3 separate regions of the Homo sapiens genome follow, and regions 2 and 3 are each linked to region 1. The links are chromatin contacts, found by Hi-C or POLR2A ChIA-PET in ENCODE. All regions are on one chromosome and are shown on one strand. The core of a region is the stretch at or near the end of the contact, and the rest is flanking DNA. Distances in the headings are between cores, read along the strand shown.

Region 1 (2,700 bases), core at 185-2,684:
CCAAGATTGCCCCACCACACTCCAGCCTGGGCAACTAGAGCAAGACCCTGTCTCCAAAAAAAAAAAAAAGAAGTCTGAAATTGGGCCTCAAAGGGCTAACATCAAGGTGCTAGCACAGATGCTTTCCTTCTGGAGGCTCTGGAAAGAATCTGTTCCTTGACCTTTCTATCGTCTAGAGGCCACCTGCCTTCTGTGGCTCGAGGCCACTTCACTCCAGCCTGTGCTTCTGTCATCACATCTTCTCCGACTCTCCTGCTTCCCACTTGTAAGAACCCTGTGATTACCCTGACCCACCTGGGTAATCCATAGTAATCTCTCGACCTTACAATCGGGATGAGCAACCTTCATTCCATCTGCAACCAGAATTCCCTCTGGCATTTAACATAACGTGTTCTCAGGTTCCAGGGATCAGAATGTGGACCTTTATTCTACGGACCATTATTCTGTCCACAACAATCTCCCTACTCAGCCCTCACATACACACACATGCCCAGGTCCCCCTGTGCTCTGGATTTCAGGGCCTTCCCCATCCCACTCACCTACCCATAGTGGCGCTCTGGTTTTTCTGTATTCATTCAACAAACATTTATAGAACACCTATTATGTCCTAGGCATTTTGCGAGGGGCAAGGGATACCACGAAAAAAAACATAGTCCTGCTTTGAAGGACCTCACATTTCAGAGGAGCTGACAGAAAAATCATGAAACACAAGAAAACATGGCAAATATTGGGGTGGGGTAAAGGAAGCCCAGGAAGTGAAGTTTTTATATAGGACTTGGGGTCTGGGGAGGGCAGGGATATACAAAGATGTATATCATCGCTCCTGTTGCTATCACAGATCCATCATTTCAATGTAGTGGGTATCATCACGGAAAAAGAGGGCCTGCAATCTGGGCTCAGGATTTCCTGAAATGTCAAGTGCCCAAACTGATGGCAGGCAGAGCTGGACTGCTCAGAGACCACAAAGTGCAGGGACACCAGACCTCCTGAAGGCCTGGCTGTCGCACGGGTCGGAGCAGCCAGCAAGAGCTCCTTATTACCGTGGCGAGGAGACCGCGCCAAGTGGAAAAAGCTATTTACAGTGTTGAAGGGGGAAGGGCTCATCCCAGTGGGTGATTTTCTCATTTCCCCAGGCTGAACCTGACCTAAAACAAACTTTCATTTTCAAAGCTGAAAGGGGAAAACTTGCTACATACACAAAGATGGAGTTTTAGTTCCTCTGCATCTCAAATGTGGAGTCTGAGGAAAGAGCCAGTACCCCGTAAGCACTGGATGTTTTCTGTTTTAGATACTGTATCAGCCCAGGACCCTGGATATGCCTAGCGACCCACCTGTGCTCCAACCTGTGCTCTCTGTGTCGTCTCCTACCTGATGGCCTCTGTGTAACCCTTATCATAGCAAACACAGAAGCGATCATCTGATTCTGTATGTTCCTGTACACAGACATTTCACAGGAACCATGGGGCGCTAGTTTCCAGCTCTGTACTGAACTCTACTGTCTCCTTTCAGAAACACAAGCAAATACTTATACTATATATACATACAGTTGGTCCTCCCATCTGAAGATTCAACCAGCCATGGATCAAAAATATCTGGGCTGGGCACGGTGGCTCACGCCTGTAATCCCAGCACTTTGGGAGGCCAAGGTGGGTGGATCACCTGAGTTCAGGAGTTCTAGACCAGCCTGGCCAACATGGTAAAACCCCGTCTCTAGCAAAAATACAAAAAATTAGCCAGGCATGTTGGCAGATGCCTATAATCGCAGCTACTACTTGGGAGGCTGAGGCAGGAGAATCACTTGAATCCAGGAGGCGGAGGTTGCAGTGAGCAGAGATCTCACCACTGCACTCCAGCCTGGGCAAGAAGAGCAAAACTCTGTCTCAAAACAAAACAAAACAAAACAAAAAAATCTGGAAAAGAAAAACAAAACAAAAAAACCCTCAAAACAGAAAACACTATAAGAATAAAAAATAACGAATTTTAAAGCAGTACAGTATAACAACTATTTACATAGCATTTACATTGTATTAGGTATTAGAGGCAGTCTAGAGATGATTGAAAGTATACGAGAGGATGTGCATGGGGTAAATGCAAATATTATCCCGTTTATTATCAGGAACTTCAGCTTCCATAGATTTTGCTACCTGAGGGAATCCTGAACCAATCTCCCTCAGATACTGAAGGACAACTGTATATACTTTTCATTTTCTTAGTCTTAGTTATGAAAAACCAGGCACTCTTATTTAACACACACACACACACACACACACACACACAAACACACCCCAGAAATTTCTTTTTACAGTTGCTCATACACAAAAAGCATAGAGAAGACTGAATTCATGTTACATCAGGTGACTTGGTGAAATAACTGGTGTTTCATATAGGGCTTTAGAGTTGGCCGAAGGTTGTCCTGGCCACTGAATTTTCTCCTTATAACAACCTTATGGAATAGCTGTCTTTGATGCGGGTCCAGTAAGTACTAGGTACCTGTCAAATCCAGAGTCCTCTTCTGAGAGCACTGACTCAACGGGGACTTTTCATTTTTTACTATGTTTGATAAAATAACTTCTGTTCTTGGTCTACAGAGAACTAAACTGAGGATGAGTTCAACTCTCTGCTTTTCTGCTTTTAGTCCCTATCTGCTAGGTGGTCATCAGCCTCAGCCAGAACACCTCTATCGCATGGGCATCACCTCCA
Region 2 (2,700 bases), core at 18-2,517, 160 kb before region 1:
TTATAGGAGGTCCAGCGACTGTGTCCATCCTCAGACTCACAGGCTCTCTCCTCTCATCTCTTTCCCAGCAGCTCCTTGGTCCCTCATTAACAGCAGCCCAATGACTCTGCAACAATGACCTTTGCTTACAAACTGAGTGAGGTTTATACCTGCTGTGCTGATGGCAAGAAGCTTGGCGAAGAGAATAAACAATATAAACCAAATCTCAAGGGGAAAGGGAGAAAACAAAAAAACAAAGCCTTAAAAAAAACTTTAGAACCACTGATTTACATCTAGGTGTTCTGATAATTACAAACACACTTAAAGCTGCTGTCTAAAGATGGTTATTTGTACACATTGCGGCCTAGTCAAAATAACTTGACAATATTACTGGATTTTTCCCACTAATAATCTATACACCTCAGCCCATTTTATTCTGTGTCAGGTTTAGTCAGTAAGAGCCTACTACGCTCTTCCCCATACCATAAGCCTCTCCCCTTTTCCTGAAACTCTGGTGTGTGAAGATTTTAGGCAGAAAGACAAATATCAGAAAGAAGGTAGGTTTTCTAAACAAGCTGTACTACTAACAAGATAAGCAATTCTTAAAATAACCAACCTATCCCCTCAGAGTTGTTCTGAGGGTTAAAGGTGGGATAAGTAAAGTAGGGATCAGGCTGTACGGCATCATAAATGGCTACTTCATCATCATAAAACGAGTTGATAGAACCTTTTTAAAACAGCTTTGAGATATAATTTACATATTATAAAATTCACCAATTTTTAAGTGTACAATTCAACAGATTCTAGTGTATTTACTCAGTTGTACAACCATCATCACAATCCAAGTGGATTAGATCTGTGATTTAACTTAATTTCTATGATTTAACTTGTCATTTAAAATCAGGCAAGCAAAAACTGCCAATGTCCTCAAGTTCAAAGGATGAAAGGGACTTTGGTTTCCCACCTTCTGAGGGCAACAGGCTAACTTTAAGACAACTCTCACTTGAAAGGAGAAAAAAAAGCTTGTGTTGTTGAGAGCCTCGTCCTTTTCACAACTTGGGAACTTGACTAAGCCACAAAGCAACACTCAGCTTCTCACTTCAACTCAGCACCACGCATGGGAGGGCAGTCACGGCAGCAGAAGGAGGGGTCAAACTTTTTAGGAGAAGTTTCGAATAATTATTAAGATATTGAGATACGCTACTTGCTGAGCAGGGACTTAGTCCCAGGTGTTTTACGTAGCACCTCATCTAGTGCTGATATTATTCCAATTGTACAGATGTGGGGAAATGAGAACTGAGCCTGGATCCACAGAAGTCAAGCGTCATCCCCTGGTATCTTATAGTTCATTAGTGACGGAGCAGAAAGAAGCCACTCTGCAGATGAAGAAAGTGAAAAGCGAAACCCTCAGAATTAGAATCACTGGCCTAAGGTCACGTGCAAGTGGCAGTGGCAGAGGCAGGGAGGAACCTGACTCCAGAGTCCACAACTCTTTCTGCCCAGCAGCGCTACAAGGGGCAGAGACCCCCAGATCTTCTGAACTAGTGTGTTGGTGAAACCCCCAGCCCTGGGCAGCTGCCAGTACTCACGGCATGCCTGTGCAGCCCTGATGCACAGTTCCTCTGCTGTGTACTCTCCACTGCCCAGCCGGAGGGGCTCCCTGTCCGACAGATAGAAGATCACTTCCACCCCTGGCTCAGGGGCCTCCAGGTTCACCTCAGTCTTCTTGGAGCTCCTCATTTTAGCACAGAAAGCCATGGCATTGCAGTCCTCTTTTATATTTAGATACTGTTGTGGAAGGAAAACAAGACTATGTGGTCACTCTATGTGCTAAAAGTTCTTATGGCAAAAGGGAGTGTTCTGAAGGTAAAAAAGCAGAAACATTTGGTGTTGGTATTGGATACGTACCTCTCCCCTGCCCCTTCCCTTCCTGGAAACCAAACATGTCAGATCTCATAAGAGATGAAACCATGGAAAATAATTATGCATACTAATTAATGAATTGTAATTTATTAATTATGTATTTTTGAAAATATGGTCAGACCATATTTTCAAAAATCAGAATAATTTTAGACATGGCCTGAATTTATTTTCTCCATTTGCACCCAAGTTGTAATTGAAAAATGTAGCCCATTCTGGAACCAACAATGTTAAAGGACTGATTATTAGTTACAAATTCTGCTGCTGTTTCTACTGGAATCACATAAGCTTTGAACAGACTTATGGCAAGAATCAGCATTTTAATTTCATGTCCATCTCCCACTAAAAAGCAAGCATGGTGAGGGCATGAACCGTATCTTATCTCTCTTCACATCCCCACCTGAGACACTGCACACAAAATGATGACCAATTCATGTTCATAAGTCACATGGAAGGGCCATAACAATTAATGAATGGAGCCTGGTTCCTACCACCCCAGGAGGAGCGGCAGGACTTTGACGCAGCACCAGGAGGGCAGGAGGAGGCCTTACTTTGGAACAGTTAGAAAACCCTGGTGAAAAGTGCGTAAGTAAGTAATTCACATAAGCACCCTCCAAAGGGAGAGCACCTAGGGCCAAAGAACCAACCTCAGCAACTTAGCCTTGGGCAAGGCCAGAAAGGAGGAAAGAAATGAGGGAAAGCCCTACACATTCTTTCTTCTTCTTGCCCAATACCAATGGGCTACAAACTAATTCGCTGACCCCACACTCCTACTACTTTCTTCCTGTCTGCCAAGCCAAC
Region 3 (2,700 bases), core at 154-2,653, 200 kb before region 1:
CTGGGCGCGGTGGCTCACGCTTGTAATCCCAGCACTTTGGGAGGCCGAGGCGGGCGGATCACGAGGTCAGGAGATCGAGACCATCCTGGCTAACACGGTGAAACCCCGTCTCTACTAAAAATACAAAAAAATTAGCCGGGCGTGATGGCGGGCGCCTGTAGTCCCAGCTACTCGGGAGGCTGAGGCAGGAGAATGGCGTGAACCCGGGAGGCGGAGCTTGCAGTGAGCCGAGATTGCGCCACTGCAGTCCAGCCTGGGCCACAGAGCGAGACTCCGTCTCAAAAAAAAAAAAAAAAAAAAAAAAATTATCATCAGCTGTCAATTTCACTACCATGAGTAGATGCTGGCTTGCAAATAAGATACAATTATTAGTAAATATTACTTGCCACTTTGATTTAGACAACTAGAAAATGAAATACCCTGGCTAGTATTGGATCAGAACAGGAAGTGGGTGGAGGTAGAGTAGGAATCAGTTTCATAAGGCATAAGTGCAAGTGACGTGGAGAGACAGTGCTGGAACCAGCCCCTGGATGGAGGGGCCTGGGTGGCCTCCTCAGGAGCCCTGCAGCTGCTGAGGGATTTGACATATGACTTGGAAGCCTTGAGAGTGTGTGGGAACCACCAGCTAGCATGTCAGACGCCCAGGTAAGGCCACGGAGTGCCTGTTTTGCACTGGCCTTTATGACCCTAGACAGTCACCAAATCTTTAAACCGGACCCCAGCCTTGCATAACATACCGTCTTCTGTGCAGATTCCTTTGTACTTCACAATGTTCTCATGATAGAGGTTCCTTAAGATCTCGATTTCCTTTTTCAGATCAGCTATGTGGTTACCTCCACTCTCAGGCTTCAGAGATTTAACAGCCACCTGCTCCCCTGTATTGTCCCCTTCGGGGTCATACCTGCAGAGCTCAACCTTCCCAAAGTGGCCCTGGAGGGAAAGATGCATGTGCTGTTATCAGGGAAGCCCCATCGTAGGCCACGGAACACACAGAAGTCTTGCTCCTCACAGCCGTTCCCCTGAGGGCCAGGGGTTCTCGCTGTCTGGCCTTGCAGGCAGAAGCCTCTCACCTGGACTGTACTTGCTCACTACAGCCCCCTCGCTCTCTTGGCCTCACAAACTGTCCCCTCAGTTACTGAGCCAAGACAAAGTAGCAGGTGACGATGAACCAACTCATCAATCCCAATTTCTATGACCACAGGAAATGAAGGTTATTTCTGGGCCTGCAGGACAACTGCCGTTCTCTAAAAGCCCTGGGCTCACGTTACAGGACAGGCCCCACAGCATGGCTGAAAAGAGCAAATGCATGAGGAGTCTTTAGAAGACGTGAGATCAGGTTCCAGCCAAGCCACCTGACAGCGACAGTGGTGGCCAAGTCCCCAAATCGGAGCTGGCTCCTGATGCACTCGCTGCATACAGAAACTGGCCTCGGGGACGGTGGGGGGAACTAAGGATGCCATGCTTCTGACAATGCCTGGCACAGTGGCTGGCACACAGCAGATCCTGGAGATGTATCAAGTCTGTTTCATTAACCAGACTACAGAAAATCTGTATAAAGACACAAATCTCAGTAGCTTCTCTAGTCACAATTAACTGTTTGGAAACTCCCATTTAAGGTCCAAAGAAACGCTGACACTCTATTTTGGGATTCTGTGCAATAAACCTATCCCTGCTCTAAAGAGCCTTACAGGGCTGGGTATGGTGGCTTATGCCTATAATCCCAGCACTTTGGGAGGCCTCCTTGCTTGAGGCCAGGAGTCTGAGAGCAGCCTAGTCAACATAGCAAGACCCCATTTCTACAATAAAAAATAAAAAATATTAGCCAGCATGGGGGCGTGTGCCTGTAGTTCCAGCTACTCAGGAGGCTGAGGCAGGAAGATTGCTTGAGCCTGGGAAGTTGAGGCTGCAGTGAGCTATGATCACACCACTCACTCCAGCCTGGGACACAGAGCGAGACCCTGTCTCTCGGGGGCAAAAGAAAAAGAGAGAAGCTTACAGGATATATATGCCCGGGAAAGTCAGAGGCAAGGATTTTCCTATTCCACCATATCTATACCTACTCCCCCATCTCTCCCTCTTTCCATTCTCTTCTGTCCTGTAGAGAAAACTCAAGTCTCTCAAGGGAGCTGCCCAGAGTCCCGTGTGCATACACAGTCGTGCATGCAGGCAGGGACGTGCATTCCGTCCGTGCCGTGTGTCACATGGAGAAAGACACAATCCCTTGTGATGAAAGTGGCCCCCAAATGCAGTAAGGTGCTTTCGCTCATGGACCTGGCCCCAGAATGAAAAAGAATGGAGAGCAGCTGTACGTGCAGAGAGTGGCGCTGTGGATGGCGGAGGGCTCTGCCATCAGCAGCAAGCAGCACGGGTGTAACTTACCTCTCCCAAGTCACGGATCCTCTTTAGGAAGCGCTTTTCAAAATGTGTGGGGTCCACTTCAGTTGCTGGTTTTTTTTCTGAAACAATATCTGGATCTAACAGAAGAGAAAAGAAAACAGAGTGAAAGGCAGTCGATTGCCAGGGATTGCCACCCAGGCTCCTGTTTCTCCCCAAGCTGGGTTAAAGCAGCACATGGCAGGTCTTACTCTGCTCTTCAAGCTTATTAATGTCTCTCATGATGGCTCGGAAGAAAGGCCTCTGATTGGGGTCATAGTTCATGCAGCGGGTCATGAGGTCAGCCAGCTCCTTACATGATGGTGT

The links. A loop is a pair of places that touch in the nucleus more often than their neighbours do. ChIA-PET counts read pairs that join two places held with the same protein, here RNA polymerase II (POLR2A). Pooled maps may share reads with other maps.
Region 2: a loop to region 1 is called in a pooled map, with 7 times the contacts of the local background. The contact joins two enhancer-like sites. A Hi-C loop is called at or near these places in 1 of 168 maps with a recorded cell type or tissue (Panc1), 2 of 37 single-sample maps with no recorded cell type and 11 of 50 pooled maps. POLR2A ChIA-PET finds 5 or more read pairs at or near these places in 4 of 52 experiments (CD4-positive, alpha-beta T cell, CD8-positive, alpha-beta T cell, activated naive CD4-positive, alpha-beta T cell and 1 more).
Region 3: a pooled map shows a loop between it and region 1 (3-fold over the local background). The contact joins two enhancer-like sites. A Hi-C loop is called at or near these places in 3 of 168 maps with a recorded cell type or tissue (A673, CD4-positive, alpha-beta T cell and GM12878), 4 of 37 single-sample maps with no recorded cell type and 4 of 50 pooled maps. POLR2A ChIA-PET finds 5 or more read pairs at or near these places in 1 of 52 experiments (T-cell).

Annotation. Positions count from the first base shown.
Region 1 is chr1:65,040,162-65,042,861 of GRCh38, forward strand. It overlaps a transcript of JAK1 not described here. Among named protein-coding and RNA genes, the nearest start is that of MIR3671, 16 kb to the right of the region's middle. Within about 2 kb of position 1,435, at least 9 of the 41 ENCODE cell types and tissues checked have a DNase peak (open chromatin) inside an H3K27ac peak, as active enhancers do.
Region 2 is chr1:64,881,709-64,884,408 of GRCh38, forward strand. JAK1 (Janus kinase 1) reads right to left here. Exons shown (of 25, transcript NM_002227.4): 3 at 1,569-1,767. Among named protein-coding and RNA genes, the nearest start is that of JAK1, 83 kb to the right of the region's middle. RefSeq lists enhancers at 1,047-1,226, 1,547-1,716. Within about 2 kb of position 1,268, at least 3 of the 41 ENCODE cell types and tissues checked have a DNase peak (open chromatin) inside an H3K27ac peak, as active enhancers do.
Region 3 is chr1:64,838,866-64,841,565 of GRCh38, forward strand. It overlaps JAK1 (Janus kinase 1), which reads right to left. Exons shown (of 25, transcript NM_002227.4): 18 at 2,586-2,700; 19 at 2,380-2,474; 20 at 738-930. Among named protein-coding and RNA genes, the nearest start is that of RAVER2, 95 kb to the left of the region's middle. Within about 2 kb of position 1,404, at least 3 of the 41 ENCODE cell types and tissues checked have a DNase peak (open chromatin) inside an H3K27ac peak, as active enhancers do.